Regions from separate parts of the Homo sapiens genome. Here region 1 is linked to region 2. A link is an interaction called in ENCODE POLR2A ChIA-PET data of the cell type or tissue named here. Cell type or tissue: IMR-90. All regions are shown on one strand. Links, peaks and the distances in the headings refer to the core of each region. The heading gives the core; the rest is flanking DNA.

Region 1 (4,397 bases), core at 322-4,321, 83 kb before region 2:
AGCATAAGGCAAAATTAGTCTAGATGGGACTTAGAATGTAGAGATCTGCTTGTCCAATGATGATGCTTTACTGATGAGAAAATTAAAGCCTAGATAGAAGTGATGGCTGGTCTGACACCACATGCGGAGTCAGTAAAGAACCAGGCCTCCAGTTCCCTGGTTTCATTCTCTTTCCATCATAGCCTGAAGCCTCTTTTGTAACAACAACAACACAATCACCACCTGATGTTTATGTACTTATCCACTTATAAAATATATATTCTAAGTAAAAATATAAATTTTAAAAAATGATAAGCAAAAGCCACCCTCCCCATATCTTGCCTCCACCCCAGCTCTGGACAAATAACCACTGCTGGGCCGGGCACAGTGGCTCACGCCTATAATCCCAGCACTTTGGGAGGCTGAGACAGGTGGATCACCTGAGGTCAGGAGTTCAAGACCAGCCTGACCAACATGGAGAAATCCCCATCTCTACTAAAAATACAAATTAACCGGGTGTGGTGGCGCATGCCTGTAATCCTAGCTACTCAGGAGGCTGAGGCAGGAGAATTGCTTGAATCCGGGAGGCGGAGGTTGTGGTGAGCTGAGATCACGCCACTGCACTCCAGCCTGGGCAAAAAGAGCAAAACTCTGTCTCAAAAAAAACAAAACAAAACAAAAAACAACCATTATTGGCACCTGCTTGTGTGTCTTACAGGAATTTTCCATTCATGCACAGCATATATATATGTTGTTATTATTATTATTTTTGAGACAGTCTCGCTCTGTCACCCAGGCTGGAGTGCAGCAGCACAATTTCGGCTCACTACAACCTCCGCCTCCTGGGTTCAAGCAATTCTCCTGCCTCAGCCTCCCGAGTAGCTGGGATTACAGGTGCGAGTCACCACGCCTGGCTAATTTTTGTATTTTTAGTAGAGATGGAGTTTCACCATGTTGGTCAGGCTGGTCTCGAACTCCTGACTTCGTGATCCACCTGCCTCAGCCTCCCAAAGTGCTGGGATTACAGGCATGAGTCACCATGCCCGACCTGTGGTTATTTTTCATACAAATCATATAATACATGTGGTTATGCCCTTTGATTTTTTTACCCAGCAATATATCCTGAACACTTTTAATAGAATCCAGAGTCTACACCCTTGTTTAATGGCTGCATGATATTCCATTATAAGCACCATAATTTATATAGCTAGTTATTAGTATACATTTAAACATTTCTTGTCTTTTAATATCACAAAGGAGGCTGGGCACAGTGACTCAAGCCTATAATCCCAACACTTTGGGAGGCCAAGGTGGGCAGATCACTTGAGCCCAGGAAATCAGCCTGGGCAATATAGTGAAACCCCGTTACAAAAAAAAAAAAAAAAAAAAAAGCCAGGTATGGTGACTCGAACCTGTAGTCCCTGCTACAAGGGAAACAGGTGAGAAGATTGCTTGAGCCCCGGGAGGTCGAGGCTGCAGTGAGCCGTCATTGCACCATTGCACTCCAGCCTGGGCAACAGACTCAGTCCCTGTTTTAGAAAAATACGTATCACAAAGGATGGAAATATGTCACCAATGTATTCGAGACTCCCTCATTTATATCTCAAGCCTTCACCTCTCCCCTAGATTCTTATAGGCCCTAACTACTTGGTATCTTCACTTTTAATATCTAATAGACATCAAAAACTTACCCAGAAGAGTAGAAGATAATTCTTTTTTTTTATTATTTTTATTTTTGAGACAGAATCTCGCTCTGTCACCCAGGCTGGAGTGCAGTGGCATGATTTCGGCTCACTGCAACCTCTGCATCCCAGGTTCAAGCAACTCTCCTACCCTCAACCTCCTGAGTTAGCTGGGACTACAGGTGCGTGCCACCGCACCCAGCTAATTTTTGTATTTTTAGTAGAGACAGGGTTTCGCCATGTTGGCCAGGCTGGTCTCGAACTCCTGACTTCAGGTAATCCACCCACCTCAGCCTCCCAAAGTGCTGAGATTACAGGTGTGAGTCACTGCACTTGGCCCAGAAGAGAATTCTTGTCTATCCCCATCAAATCTTTCCTTTCTTAATATCCCTCTTTTCAATTAATGGCACCTCCATCCATCCAGTAATACAGACTAAAATATTAATATTAGCAGTCATTATTATTGCCTATCTTTTCCTCTACTCACATATCCAATTTCTCATTGGCTTCACAGTATGTCCTAAATTCCCCTACTTTCTCTGATCTGCACTGCTCTCTCCCTAGGCTAAGCTCTTCCCATGCTTCCCCTGGTCTACTGCTATCATCTCCTGGCTGGTTTGTTTCTCTGCTTCTGCTTTTAACCCTGCAGCTCCATTCACTACCAAGTAGCTAGAGTGCTCTGTTGCTTCTTTATCGTATGTACACAAGTGTATCCAATATATAAATTCTAGGTTAAGAAATTATAAAAACAAACACCAAACACCCATCATCCAGTTTAGCAAAGAGACTATCACCAATACATAATCTTTTTTTTTTTTTTTTTTGAGATGGAGTCTGTCGCCAGGCTGGAGTGCAATGGCGTGGTCTTAGCTCACTGCAACCTCCACCTCCAAGGTTCAAGTGATTCTCCTGCCTCAGTTTCCCGAGTATGGGGGATGACAGGCGCCCGCCACCATGCCTGGCTAATTTTTGTAGTTTTAGTAGAGACGGGGGTTTCATCATGTTGGCCAAGCTGGTCTTGAACTCCTGACCTTGTGATCCACCCGACTTGGCCTCCCAAAGTGCTGGGATTACAGGCGTGAGCCACTGTGCCTGGTCACCAATACATAATCTTGAAGCTCCCCTACCCCTTCACGAATGCCCTTCTTCAATCATATACCTGCCCTCCCCACAAAGGTAGCCACTTTATTGACTTTTATGCTCCTAACTCACTGTGTTTTTTACTGTTTTTACCACCTGTGTAATTTTCCCTACAACAGTAAAGTAACTAATCCTTAGTAAGATTTCTGGTTCTCAGCTCCTTCTGGACATCCACAAATTTGCTATTAGGCATAATCATCTGAATTAAGTAATGAAATGTAAGGAGAAGTGACACATATGAAAATGTAGGCTGGGCATGGTGGCTCACACCTGTAATCGCAACACTTTGGGAGGCCGAGGTGGGAGAATTGTTACTGAAACATCAGAAGTTTGGTCTGGGTCCTGCTGTTGGCTGCACAGTAAGGCAGTCACTGAGATGACGAATATTGCCAAGGAAGAAGGCTTTAATCAGGTGCAGCAGAGGCGATGGGAGCTCATCTCAAATCCACCTCCCTTAGCTACTAAAACTAGGGATTTACATAGCAGGGAAGAAATGTAACAATGTATAAGAAAACAGGAACTAGGGAGAGGCAAGGAAGCAATCATGATGAATGAGGGGTCTGGCATCTCATTGTCTGGATGTGGTCGTCTGGTGAGTTTCAGTTCTATACTTTTTGGAGAGGCCTGAAGGTCCTTTCCTGAGGAAGGAACTCAGATAAAACAAATGTAAGCTTCAAGCTTTAAGACCAGAGTCAATATCTATCTTTGTCCAAAAAACAAACAAAAAACAAAAACAAACAAAAAAACTGTTTTGGGACTATTGGGTCGGTTTCAGAATCACTTGAGGCCAAGAGTTAAAGACCAGCCTGGGCAACATAGCAATACCCTCTCTCTACAAAAAAAGACAAAAAAAAAAAATCAGTGGTGGTGTTTGTTTGCCTGTAATCCCAGCTACTGAGGAGGCTGAGGCAGGAGGATCACCTGAGCTCAGGAGATTGAGGCTGCAGTGAGCTGTGATTGTGCCACTGCACTACAGCCTGGGACACAAGAGCTAGACTCTGTCTCAAAAACAGAAAATAAAAATAAAATGTAATGATTTTAAATTAAGTTTTGAATATAGTTTCATAAAGTATATTATTCTAAATTTACAATTGAGCTTTTCTAAAAACATTCATGATACTTTTCTTTTTTCTTTTTTTTTTGAGACGGAGTCTTGCTCTGTTGTCCAGGCTGGAGTGCGGTGGCACAATCTCAGCTCACTGCAAGCTCCGCCTCCTGGGTTCACGCCATTCTCCTGCCTCAGCCTCCTGATTAACTGGGACTGCAGAAGCCCACCACCACACCCGGCTAATCTTTTGTGTTTTTAGTAGAGACGGGGTTTCATCCTGTTAGCCAGGATGGTCTCGATCTCCTGACCTCGTGATCTGCCCGCCTCCGCATCCCAAAGTGCTGGGATTGCAGGCTTGAGCCACCGCACCTGGCCACATTCAAGATACTTTTCTCTTGTCTCCTGGCTTCTAATGTTGCAGTGAAGAAGTCAGCTACAAATCTAATTGCCGTTTCTTTATGGTGAGTCATCTTTTCTCTCTGGCTGCTTTTAAAATATTCTTTTATTTTTGGTTCCCTGCAGTTTTACTTAGTTATAGTGAGGTGTGT
Region 2 (4,397 bases), core at 255-4,254:
TCTCACCAGCACTTTTTATTATCTGTCTTTTAGGTTATAACCATACTAGTGTGTGTGAAGTGGTATCTGATTGGAGTCTTGATTTGCATTTTCCTAATGATTACTGATGTTGAGCCCTTTCACATGTGCTCTTGGCCATTTGCCTGTCTTCTCTGGGAAGATGTCTATTTAGATATTTTGCTGACTATTAAACTGGCATATTTGCCTTCTTATTGAGTGTAAAAGTTTTTTTATATATTCTGGATACAAGGGGAGTAACACATTTACTTGATGGAGGGAGAATGGTTCACGACCCTCCTGCCCAGTCTGTAGTGGCCTGGCCAGCAGGTTCTCCATGGCTCTTCTTTTCTCAGTGCCAGCGTGTGGCCCTTAGGGGACTCCTAGAAGCAGTTCTTTGAACTCTACCTCCTCCATGGTGTAAACAAGCGCAAAGGGGCAACGTGGGGACACAGAAATAGAAAGAGCTTCCTCAACTGCATAGGTGCTTAGAAAGGGCTATAGAGGGGCCTGGGGAATGAGCTCCTCTTCAGTGAAGGGTTTCTATCTCGTGTTTAGCTAAGCGAGCTTCCACTCCATGACAGGGGAGTAGTATATGGTTTATCCTGGCCCTGGTCAGCATTCAGAGTCCTTTATTTTATGGCTCTGCCTTACTCAGCCCCATCACCCCAAGTCAGTGCACAGAGCCAGGATTCGAGATGTACTTAGCCTTCCCCATGGCCTCAGTTCTCACTGGGCTCCCTCCTGCCTCAGTAGCCCAGTTCCCTGTGGCCCAGTGCCATGGACAGCTGGCCAGCCCCCAGTGGCTGAACTGTCTACTCCTCAAGGAGATTGTGCCTTGAGGACGCAGTCTGTGTCTCATCCACCTGTGTAGCCCCAAGCCAGTACCGAATGTAGCTCAAAACACCTTTGCAGACAATTTTCTTAAGCCACTGAATGAGGAAGAAGGAATGAGTTCGTATATTGGAAATAGGAAAACTGAGACTCAGACAGATTAAGTAGTCTGTCTACTAGAAGACTCAAGACCTCCAGAATCACGTGGGTTGTCAGTGAAGGGGCTGGATCTCAAATTAAGATTCTCTAATCCCCAGAGTTCTTTTTCCACTACATTAAGTTATGAGTCCTAGCCTTTTATCTTCAGACATTTCAACTTAGAGGACAAATGCTTAAACTACGAGGCAGATCAGAGATGGTTCTGAGGGGTGATACCTCCAGAGTGGAGGGGGCAAATGGGATGGTGAGGTAATTGTACATGTGGTTTAGATGGAAATGTCAGGGAGTAAGTATTTCTTATTTCAACTTAGAGGAGGAATATTTATATATAAGGCAAATTAGGGATGGTTCTGAGGGGTGAAACCACCACAGTGGAGGGGGCAAATGGGATGGCGAGGAAATTGTATATGTGGTTTCGATAGTCGATGGAGATGTCAGGGAGTAAAGACCTCTCCAGAGATTACTCTGATTTGTGAGACACTGCAAGATCTCTTGGAGGAGCTGGGATTTGAGGATTGAAAATTAACAGTGCTAGGAAGAACCTTAGAGGCAGCAGAATCATGGCATAGGAGAGGGATAGGGTAGGACACGTTTGGGACTTGGGGAGTTGTCCCTGTGGCATGTGGGTATCTCAGGAGCATGGGGAATTGTAGCTAGAGAGCTGGGGTGAGATCTTTCTGAAGGTCAAGCTGAAGCATTTTTCTCCTGCAGTGAGACCTGATTAGAGGCCCTAGAGGAGTCAGTTGGCTAACCAGGATCTCATACATGTTTTCTCCAGTTTCATGAAACATTGAGAGTGTTCTTTTTCTTATATAACTTTCTGGTCTCAGCTATTCTGATTACACCATCTCAAAAATCAGAGACTCTTGAAACATCTTTGCAATAAAAAGAAAATGGTGCTTTTTGTTTGCTGTTTGGCGAGAAGCTGGCTCCAGAAATGCTCTATAGGAGAGTAAGCAAAAGATACGAAGGCGGGCACCTTGGCAACGTGAATGTATCTCTTAGTTAAACAGCTTCCTGGCTTGACTGAGCAGGGTTTGCTTTCAGCCCCCTCACACTACAGTAGGGCAGGAAATGTTTTTTAATCAGCCTTAGTTTTCTAGATATGAGCATTGTGCCTAGTAGACAGTGGGAACTGACTGATTGAGTGAATGAAACAAACATATTCAATGAGCCAGTTAAAAAATGAATGAATGAATACTGTGATGGTTTGTTTCTCCTATACATACCATTACCCAATTAGTAATAGTGAATCACAGGGTTACTTCTCCCAGTGCTTGGTAGTTTCCTGGGAAATAAAAGAAAGTCACTGATACGGTTACTGTAAAGAGAATTTAACAATTGGCCAGACGCAGTGGCTCACGTCTGTAATCCCAGCACTTTGGGAGACCAAGGCAGGTGGATCACATGAGGTCAGGAGTTCGAGACCACCCTGGCCAACATGGCGAAACCCTGTCTCTGCTAAAAATACAAACATTAGCCTGGCATGGTGGAGGGCGCCTGTAATTCCAGCTACTTGGGAGGCTGAGGCAGGAGAATCACTTGAACCCAGGAGGCGGAGATTGCAGTGAGCCAAGATTGTGCCATTGCACTCCAGCTTGGGTGACAGAGTGAGACTCTGTCTCAAAAAAAAAAAAAAAGAGTTTAACAATCTAGGACAGTCTGATTTGATGGTAGTTTACCAAATATTTTAAATTTTGATGGACTTACAGAGAAATTAGTCCATTGTAACTTTATTTTTTGCAGAGAGTTCACATATAAACCAGTTGCCCAGCCTCACTATGAGAAAAGGTTTGAAAGTCTCCAGTTTCCTGTCACTTCAAGTCTATTTCCTTTTTTTTTTCTTTATTTCTTCTTAAAAAAAACACTTTAAAAAATGGGATACATGTGCAGAACATGCAGGTTCGTTACATAGGTATACTTGTGTCATGGTAGTTTGCTGCACCTATTGACCCGTCCTCCAAGTTCCTCCCCTCAGTCCCCATCCCCCAATAGGCCCTGGTGTGTGTTGTTTCTCTCTTTGTGTCCATGTATTCTCAATGTTCAGCCCCTACCTATGAGTGAGAACATGGGGTATTTGGTTTTCTGTTCCTGTGTTAGTTTGCTGAGGATGATGGCTTCTAGTTTCTTCCATGTCCCTGCAAAGGACATGATCTCATTCCTTTTTACGGCTGCATAGTATTCCATGGTGTATATGTACCACATTTTCTTTATCCAGTCTATCATTGATGGGCATTTGGGTTGGTTCCATGTCTTTGTTATTGTAAATAGTGCTGCAATAAACATATGTATGCATGTGTCTTTATAGCAGAATGATTTATAATCCTTTGGGTCTATACCCAGTAATGGGATTGCTGGGTCAAATGGTATTTCTGGTTCTAGATCCTTGAGGAATCGCCATACTGTCTTCCGCAGTGGTTGAACTAATTTACCTTCCCACCAACAGCGTAAAAGTGTTCCTGTTTCTCCACAGCCTCACCAGCATCTATTGTTTCCTGACTTTTTAATAATCACCATTCTGACTAGCATGAGATGGTATCTCATTGTGGTTTTGATTAGCTTTTCTCTGATGATCAGTGATGTTGAGCTTTTTTCTTATGTTTCTTGGCCACGTAAATGTCTTCTTTTGAGAAAAGTCTATTTCCTATTTAATCTTAGATTCATGATCTTCAGAAGCCCTTGGATCTGGGTCTCTCTTGCAGAATTGGAAGAGAAACACTCACTACCATTATTTCTGTATTTTTGGCCTAGTGAGGAGAACTTTCAGCTAGCAATCAGGAAACCTGAAAGACCCACCTCTTTTATTAACATGAAAATGTTATCCAAGTAGCATTATCTCTTACTTGTTTTGTGAACTTGTTGTGAGGAATTTACAAAACCCTTTAGACAATGTGGAGTTTTAACACAATTTGAAATCCTGAAGAAAAAGGAGCCATGGAAGAGACCCAAAGGCTTACATTAGAGGGAGCAAGTGTGCTCTTTCAAGTCATGGGAGGGAGCCACTGTGGTTCCAAGTAGGAAAAACTAATCTAGCATCTTCTTTTAAATGAAAATTTCTCCTATGAAAATCTGGCTTTCAGCCTGATCTGGAATGGTGCCAGTGAGTGGGCAGGCAAAGAAAAGACAGTGAGTGGTAGCTAATTAATTAGTCAATCAAAAAGTATTTATAGTTCTCTAGGTATAGGGCACCATGCTGGACTCAGTGGGAGATGCAAAGAAGAGTAAGACCCAACCTCAGCCCCTGAAAAGCTTGCAGCCGGTCTCCTTGGGAGGCGAGGTGTACAGGTGCTGACAGGAAAGAAAGCACAAGGCAGGTTTTTAATTGGGCCGTATGTCTCACAGATGCAAAATAGGTAATCCAGGCACATAGGTTGTTATTCTAGGCTTATCACCATTGACATTGCGCC

What was found. ChIA-PET counts read pairs that join two places held together with the same protein. Peaks named below come from ENCODE experiments on the same cell type or tissue, not always from the same donor. Only the 100,000 strongest peaks of a DNase experiment are listed, where the experiment ranks them.
Region 1: POLR2A ChIA-PET joins it to region 2 with 5 read pairs; 4 of 35 experiments call an interaction of 5 or more read pairs at or near these places.

The regions. Positions count from the first base shown.
Region 1 is chr6:17,328,245-17,332,641 of GRCh38, forward strand. No RefSeq gene overlaps it. Among named protein-coding and RNA genes, the nearest start is that of RBM24, 49 kb to the left of the region's middle. In IMR-90, for the core only: no CTCF peak of the experiment used is centred there; no DNase peak of the experiment used is centred there.
Region 2 is chr6:17,411,439-17,415,835 of GRCh38, forward strand. The region is part of intron 1 of CAP2 (cyclase associated actin cytoskeleton regulatory protein 2); the gene reads left to right. Among named protein-coding and RNA genes, the nearest start is that of CAP2, 20 kb to the left of the region's middle. In IMR-90, for the core only: no CTCF peak of the experiment used is centred there; a DNase peak (open chromatin) is centred at 2,243; H3K27ac peaks cover 432 bases.